Linked DNA regions of Homo sapiens: region 1 is linked to region 2. Evidence: read pairs that join two places in POLR2A ChIA-PET (ENCODE). Cell type or tissue: CD4-positive, alpha-beta T cell. All regions are shown on one strand.

The links. ChIA-PET counts read pairs that join two places held together with the same protein. Peaks named below come from ENCODE experiments on the same cell type or tissue, not always from the same donor. Only the 100,000 strongest peaks of a DNase experiment are listed, where the experiment ranks them.
Region 1: POLR2A ChIA-PET joins it to region 2 with 15 read pairs; 8 of 35 experiments call an interaction of 5 or more read pairs at or near these places.

The regions. Positions count from the first base shown.
Region 1 is chr14:99,182,555-99,186,554 of GRCh38, reverse strand. All of the region lies in intron 3 of BCL11B (BCL11 transcription factor B), which reads left to right. Among named protein-coding and RNA genes, the nearest start is that of BCL11B, 88 kb to the left of the region's middle. In CD4-positive, alpha-beta T cell, no CTCF peak of the experiment used is centred here; no DNase peak of the experiment used is centred here; H3K4me3 peaks cover 1,001 bases; H3K27ac peaks cover 3,950 bases.
Region 2 is chr14:99,241,605-99,245,604 of GRCh38, reverse strand. The region is part of intron 2 of BCL11B (BCL11 transcription factor B); the gene reads left to right. Among named protein-coding and RNA genes, the nearest start is that of BCL11B, 29 kb to the left of the region's middle. In CD4-positive, alpha-beta T cell, no CTCF peak of the experiment used is centred here; DNase peaks (open chromatin) are centred at 444, 904, 1,314 and 1,974; H3K4me3 peaks cover 4,000 bases; H3K27ac peaks cover 4,000 bases.

The sequences.
Region 1 (4,000 bases), 59 kb after region 2:
TTTCCCTCCCTTCTCTGCATGATGCACTTTTTTTTGAGACGGAGTCTTGTTCCATCACCCAGGCTGGAGTGCAGTGGTGCGACCTCGGCTCACTGCAACCTCCGCCTCCAAGGTTCAAGCAATTCTCCTCCCTCAGCCTCCCAAGTAGCTGGGACTACAGGCACCTGCCACCATGCTGGCTAATTTTTGTATTTTTAGTAGAGACGAGGTTTCACCATGTTGGCCAGGCTGGTCTTGAACTCCTGACCTCAGGTGATGTGCATGCCTTGGCCTCCCAAAGTGCTGGGATTACAGGCGTGAGCCACTGTGCATGATGCACTCTTATTTTCCATTCTGAATGAACACCAGGGTCTCTTCCTTGGAGAATCTTTCCTGGTCCCCCGAGGATGTCAGCCTCTCCCTCCTCTGGGTTCCACACTGCTTGGCACACCCTTCACTAGTGACTGAGTGGCCTGAACCCTGCCTAGATGTTCCTGGAGTCATTGGCCTCTTGCTCTAGACTTTATGCTCCATGAGGACAGACCTTCATTTCTTTGTGTGTCCCTCCTCTTGGCATAGGGCCTGGCACAGAGTAGACACATCGTGCATCTGTGAAGGAAGGGAGGAAGGAACAAGTGAATAAATGTTGTTGAGAAGTTGACGGTGAAGCCGTGCTCTCATTTCTTGCTGTAACGATACCATTTCTGGGTTGCCAGATGCGGTGAGGTCTTGGGTCATCCTGATACTCTTCCAGGGCTTCCCCAGGAAAGCACCTCGGGAGCAGGGTGTCTTCTGCACACCTAACACTTACCCTGGGTCAGGAGGGCGAGTGTGCGGGAGTAAGGACAGCCCTGTGGAATGAGCCAGGCCTGCACTGGATGGAGACCCCTTTTGTGGAATGCTCTTGGGTATATATTTGCCTCTCCGGTTGCATTTCCCATTTCCCCCGACCTGCCTCATTCTATAGCAAACAGAGCTGCTTTCTGCGTCGCGTGGCCCAGCGCCCTGCACCTTGAGTGTGCTCACACAGCTCCCTACCTTGCGGACCTTTCCCTCCTTGGCCTGGGCACCTCCGGTTCTCTGTGTCTGGCTTGAACATTACTGGTCATATAGTTTTTTTTTTTTTTTTCTTTTTTTTTAAGGCAGAGTCTCACTTTGTCACCCAGGCTGGAGTGCAGTGGTGTGATCTCAGCTCACCGCAACCTCCGCCTCCTGGGTTCAAGCAATTCTCCTGCCTCAGCCTCCTGAGTAGCTGGGATTATAGGTGCGTGCCACCATGCCCAGCTAATTTTTGTATTTTTAGTAGAGATGGGGTTTCACCATGTTGGCCAGGCTGGTCTCCAACTCCTGACCTCAGGTGATCCGCCCACCTTGGCCTACTAAAGTGCTGGGATTCCAGGCGTGAGCCACCGCGCCCGTCCTCATCATGTAGTTTTGCTGCCTGCCTCCTCCCCAGGTACTCAAAAGTCACTTGAGGTTTCTGCTTTGTCTGACAATTCTCTGTGTCTACAGTTTAACCCACTCCCACTCCCTGACCCCCACCTATGACCCTGAGGGAGGAAACCAAGACTCACTGGCGTTTTTGTGAAAATCTGGCTGTCAAGGGGAATGCTGGGGCTCTTTGTTTGAGGGGTGTAGGCCCAGCTTCCTAAGGTTTTTCTCAAAGCCTGAATTAAGTCCAGGCAGATGAAGCCGCACAGCTCACCTCTGCTGCAGGGGTCCCATGAGGGTAAGTGGACGGTCACCCAACACTATGGGGTGAGCGAGGTTTTCTCGCTGTGTGCAGCCTCTTTCTTCTGGGCCATTTCCTGCCCTCGAAGGCCTTCAGCTTGGCCTCCCGGGCTGGCTTGCTGGCAATCCCAGGTGCAGGCGGAATGATTAGACAGGGCTGGCTCAGGCTCCTTCCCAGGGATGGTCACCACAGGGTCTGCCATCCCTGTGTGAGGGGCAGCCAGTTGTGAGTCTGGACCCCAGCACACGCTCTGGGGTCAGACGGACCCGGGTGTGCATCTTGACTCTGCCACTTACCAGCCCTGTGACCTGGGGCCCCTCACTCAGCTGTGATGAGACTTAGTTTCTTTTCTCTAGAGAACCTGGGTTAAAACCCACTTTCCAAAGTGGCTGTGAGCATCCACCTGACAGCAAAAGGCCAACATTGGCACGTGCAGGCTGTAGCCATGCTGAACACACCAAGGTCAAAGACAAAAGATGACAGTTCAGTATGGTGATCAGTATGAAGCAGATCTAAATACAATGCTGTGGAATGCTGAGGGGATTAGACTTGGGCTGGATCTGAAAAGATATTTTATGGGGAGAGAATAAACGGCAGGTATTCCAAGAAGCAGGAATGGCACCAGCAAGGGCATGGAGGTGTGAAAATGCGCTGCCCAAAGGGAGGCACCGAGAGGGCGAGTGGGCAGCTCATGGGTGTGTGCAAAAGGCAGGCAGCAAGTGGGACCGGATCCCAAAGGCTGGGGTGCCTGATACATCGTCCTGGGTATCAGGGAGGCCCCACCAGCTCTGTGATTTGGGAAGATCTGTCCCTGGTTCTGGGGTGGGTGGTAGCAGAGGTGGTGGCATACTGTCTTGGTTCTGTGTGTAGTCCCCTGGGATTCTGGCATGCTTTGGTGGTTGGGATGCAGCCGGCTTCGGGGTGGGGGCAGTGCTGGGTGTGTTCTCTGCTGAGGAAGAGAGGCCTTTTGTTGAGAGTGCTGAGTGGAGCCCTGCTCTCTGGAGGGGGCCCGGTGTGGAGGGCGGCATGTGGACTGTGGAGTTGCGGTGTCCTCCCAGGTCTAGTCCTTGTCTTGGTGGGACTTCAGGAACGCTGACCATGAGAAAACGCAGAGAAAGTCCCAAGTTCCAGTCTCTGTCACCTCCCGTGTACCCAGTGCCTACTGTATGTGGGTCCCTATTTGGGGTATTTTACCACGACGAGCCCTCATCCTACAGCGAACGACCCAGGAAGGCAGGTATTGTTTTCCCTGTGTGGATGAGGACCCTGAAGCCCTGTGGTGTCCAGCAACTTGGCCGAAGTGTCTGGGCTTTGAAGTGGGTCTGGAAGGAACATGGCTCGTGCTGGCAGGAGGCTGAGAAGACTCCTGGTCTGTCGGATGTCTCGGCCGCTGGCAGTCCTGAAGTGCAACTTTGCGTGAGTCACCATGTTGCAGGCTGGTGTCCAAGCAGTCCACAAGACCAGCGCAGTCCCTGTCCTCAAGGAGCTTGGAGTCTGGAAGATGAATTTTAAATAAATAAGCTAAGGTCACTAATTTCTTCTTGAGCAACTTATCCAAGTTCTCTGGGCTTCCCTTATTTCTTCGGTCAATGGTCACTGCGTGTAGAGTTAGGTGGGGTCTAAACGAGGTGATGTGGGTGGGTCTGGCATCATGTGGGTTCTGAACCCCCAAGGTGAGTCAAACCCTTGAATTCTTCTCTCTCCCAGCACCCTGAACTCCTCCTAGCGTCACTCATAATTTGCATTAAATAATGGAGTGGTTACTGGGGGTTCCCTGTCTCCCCCCTGGAGTGTGAGCTGCACCCTTAGCTACCAGCATAGTACCTAGCAGATGAAGGGGGCCCAGATCCTGTTTGTTCAGTGAATTAATGAAAGTCAGATGTAGACAAAGTTCTCAGCAGAACACACAGTGCTACCACGCTCATTCAGCCCAATCTATTTTGATCCCACATTTACTGGATTTACATCTACTGAGATCCAGGAATGGCAAAGAGGTGCAGGCATGCTTTATTTGGCAATGACTGCCTGGAGCCTGGGGTTAAAGAGGAGTCCAAGGCCTGGAGGGAGAGTGCGGGGATGAACTGGCAATGTCTACCGCAGGCCTTGGTGTGGGGGCAGTGGCTTTCTTAGCCAGAGGCTGGCTCAGCACATTACCACCAGAGGAGACCATGTCTTATTGGTCATAGTACCACTGCTATTACCATCAGCACTTACACCCCTCAGTGGGCCACTTGCTTTGAAAGGTTTTTCTCTTCTAAATGGCATCTATTATTTTTGCCATGAGATAAT
Region 2 (4,000 bases):
CCATTGCCCTGATGAGTGGCGCCGTCTTCCTCAGCCCACCTTGGCGGGACAGAGCGGGCGGTTCCCGGGATCCAGGTGAGGCCGGGACGGAAGGAGCCTCCGGGAGTTCCCTTGTACAAAAATGTGATCATCCAGGGGCAACAGCCCCATCTCAAAGTGGGGATTTCGTGGGGACCTTAGTTTCTTTCCGAGTGGGAGAAGAGTAAGCCCGCTTTTCTCAAGGACAAAAGTGTTTTCCCAATTGTGTGGGAATGGAACCCTCCACTGGAGTGGGACACCGAAGCTCCTGGAATTACAGGGATTTAATGTCAGTCCTCCTTTCAGCCTGACTTCTCTTAGGATAACCTCTTCCAACAAGAATTTGTATGCAAATCGTCACCTTGCTAGGAGTCTCTAGTTTTGTGTGTTAAAAATTGGCCTCCAATTGTTTAAAGCACTTCAACAGGCCCTTAAAGGCCCAGAAAAGCAGTGGTTGGACGCCCAGCCTGTCCACCACAAAGCTCTTAAGAAAATGTTCAAACATTTTCCCAAAGCTGTTACTCTGGAAATAAAACTGTATACTGTTCGCCTGTAGCCGATTAAAAGTTTACCTTCACTGTGACAGCTTTTCCAGGCTAGGATTGGACCCACATCTCTATTTTCCATTTTTCAGAAATAAATCTAAACCAGGCAGAATTGATTTGCTATAACAAGAGTCAAGGTAGTATTAAAAATATGCGTATACCTATATACTTATAATATGAAATAGTATGTTACACTTGCTGGGCTCTCAAGGCGAGTATTGTGTAAACGGCACCGTCATGGCGTTTTGAGTAAGAGTTGATTTTAAAATCTCAGATTTAGCTAACCCGAACTTTGAGCAGCCAGCTTTTCTGGTAGAGGAATCTGAAGGCATTTGTCAATTTATTTTTTGCAAGCCCTCCGGAAAAGGTAACAAATTCAACACTTGGGAGCTCAAAGCTACTGCCAGTCCTGGACAGGAAGGTTTTCATATCTGTCTGAACTTGCTCGCTGATTTCTCAGACGTCCATTTATAACAGTGGGTCTAACAAGATAGAATCCGCCTTTGAATATCTGTAAATACGGGTAAAGATCACAGTCCAGCACTCATAATGGTCCAAAACGAACTGGCAGATTCTCGTGTTTGATTAATATTTATGTTACCGGATTCCTTTACAGAAAGAAAGATGAAACGCTAATTATGTGTGTGTGTGTTTGACGGGCCCCATCCTAGGTCTCTGCAGTTCATTTAAAGGGATGTACATTTTAGGATTTTTGGAGACTAGGGGTGTGTGTGTGTGTGAGGGGGGGGTAATTGTTCATGTTTTGCTTGAAAGACAGGTAACCTGTGGTTGGCTGAAGTATTGGCTGGTACACTGAGGGAGAGGCTGACTTTTCATTTTCCTTTTCTTTATTTTGACGGCTCAACAGTGATCAGAATTACGCGTGATTTCTCCCTGTATGTTTGGGCTAAGGCTTGGACAGTGTGGTGGAAGGCTCTTGTTCAGGATCTTCCTCGAGGAGAACTGGTAGCCCCCAGGGTGCTCTGGCGTCTTTGCAGGGCACACTTTCTGCGCCTGAGTGGCAGGGTAGGCTGCCCTGCAGTGTGTGCTTCCGAGCCCTGCCATGTGTCTGTAGGGCACTTTCCTTGCTTTTTTTTTTTTTTTTTTTTTTTTTTTTTTTTTTAGGAGCAATGTGTGGGAGATTTGCCTGGAAATGGGGGGTTCTGTCAGCTGGATCATGTTGAAATACCAGTGCAATTGGTAGCCAAAGGGATCCTGGAGAAGCCTCCTTCGGAGGTGCTGTGTTAAGCATCTTCAATTTTATTGCTTTGAGAAGCCTAGATTTTTGTATAGGATTTCCTACAAGGGTGCTTCCAGAGTGGCACCTGAGTCCTGCTTAGAGGTTCAATAATATTTGTTGTTGCTGGAGCGTCAGGGGCCGTGTCGTTGTTAAAGCCGCAGAATCTAGAGGTTGGCATGTGGTGTCGGATAGTCTCGAATGCATTGACTTCCTAAACAGCCCAGGGCAAACCAGTTCATCTGTTAGTTGCTTCATCTATAAAATGGGGCTAGCCAATTGTTTACTTCCCTGTCCCTGTCCAGATATGAAAACAAACCCATAGGTAGGAGTGAAGCAATTGCTGATTTCAAAGACATCATAAAAATGGAGAACTGTTATTGTTCAGTCCGTGGGGGCAGGGTGACTAATTTGCAAAAGGGAAAGGAATCAAATAGCCTCTTCTAGAGGGTGTAATTTTTTACTGCAAGGAAGAAGAATTAGGGGCTTTGGGAGGAGGTTTATGTGGGGAGGGGGGCACTTGGTTTTTCAATTTAGTAACCTGATACCAATAGGAAACTCCCCCACTTCCCCATTCATTTTAGAGGAGTGTTCCCCCACCCCAGCTCCTTGTTATTGTTGGGACTGTCACATGATTCAGAATCTTGATACTGAATAGTGTCACTGCTGCTCTTGACCTGAATACCCTAGAAAAGGTATTTTTTCCTGATATTTGGTCTCAGGCCCCAGAAGGAGAGGAGCTGGACAGGGGACATGTAGACTTGGATTAGGGAGGAATGCATACAGCAAGCAGTCTTTAAATGCACAGGCTTGCTAGGTGCCGGTGAGGAAGGAACTCAAAGCGGACCAGTGAGGAAATTCTCACCGCCTCTCAGAGCTAACAAAAATTGGCACTTATCCCCATGGAGCACACAGCTGTCTGCTATGAAATGGTACCTTCACTAGGGAAGCCAGAGGGCCTAAGTGTCCTATTGGGGCTCCATTTTACTTTTTGGTTGTTGCTTTTCTTTGGAAGTGTCTTGATTTCTTTTTTCCAGCAAAAGCTGGATTACTTGAATTAGATTTTTCATAAAATAACCTCTGGCAGGGTCCAAAACCTCTGGATTAGTCTTGTTAGTTAGGAAATACAGAAGCTTTCTTTATGTATTTGGTTTGTTCACCCTGGCTGGGCCAAGACTTTGGGCTGGAGTTGTGGGGTAGGGGTGGGAGAGTGTGGTCCTCTCCTTTCCCCATGGGGGCCTTGACCCAGCCCCTGTTCACTGGCACTGGGGCTGGAGTGGGGAACGGCAGATACCTGGAGTCTGCGATGGTGCAGGCTTGGAGCCAGGAGCTGTCTGGTGCTTCTTAATTGAATACAGATCTAAGTAAATTCCACGTGGGCATGCAAGGCTGGGCAAGGAAGGCCGTGATATTCCCCTCTCCACGGCTGGACTCGTAACCCTCCCAACCTGACGGGCCTCTCCGCCTGTCGCTGTACCCAGCCCACATGGTTTGCGAGAAAAGGTAGGGAAGCAGGGGGACAAGATCATGCAACGCCCATGTAAATATTGTCTGTATGAACTGGGTCTTCCATCTTTTGTTAGTGGCAGCTCGTTAATTAACCAGCAGATTAGTGCTGCCTTCTTTTGACACATGCATGTATTTTGGGGTAGAGGATTCTTGTTCTCCTAAAACTCTGAACCGAACCGCTCAGAAAGTCTTCCTTCAGCGCCGCCTGCCCCTGCTCCCTCTCCCTGATGTCCTCCCCACTCCCCTTTTCCTGTCCCCTTCTACCCACCCTTTCCTTAAACCCAAGTGGGCTTGTAGTCGAGTGGAGGACAGACACGTTAAACACAGCTAAATAAATCATGTTTACGCTTGGCGTCTTCGGTAGTGAAAAATCTGTTGGCTGTTTTTACTTCCTTATTTCTCAGCATTTGCTTCCTACCTGCTTTTGACCACATGCCCAGAAATAGTAGTTTTGTCAAATGAGGGGATAATGCCAGCCAGCCTTTCTCGCTGCCAAGGAAGCTGCTGGATTTTGCAAAACAGAGTGACGTTTTTTTTAGTGACACTGATGTTTTTTTCAAAGAAATTAGGATGTAGAATAAGGGTATTAAAATGCACTTAGGGAAGGGGGAAAAAAGCGACATCGTCCCCCCTACAGCACAGGGACACGTAGCAAGCAGGTTTAGAGAAGAAAGGTCTCATTTTTGTTTGC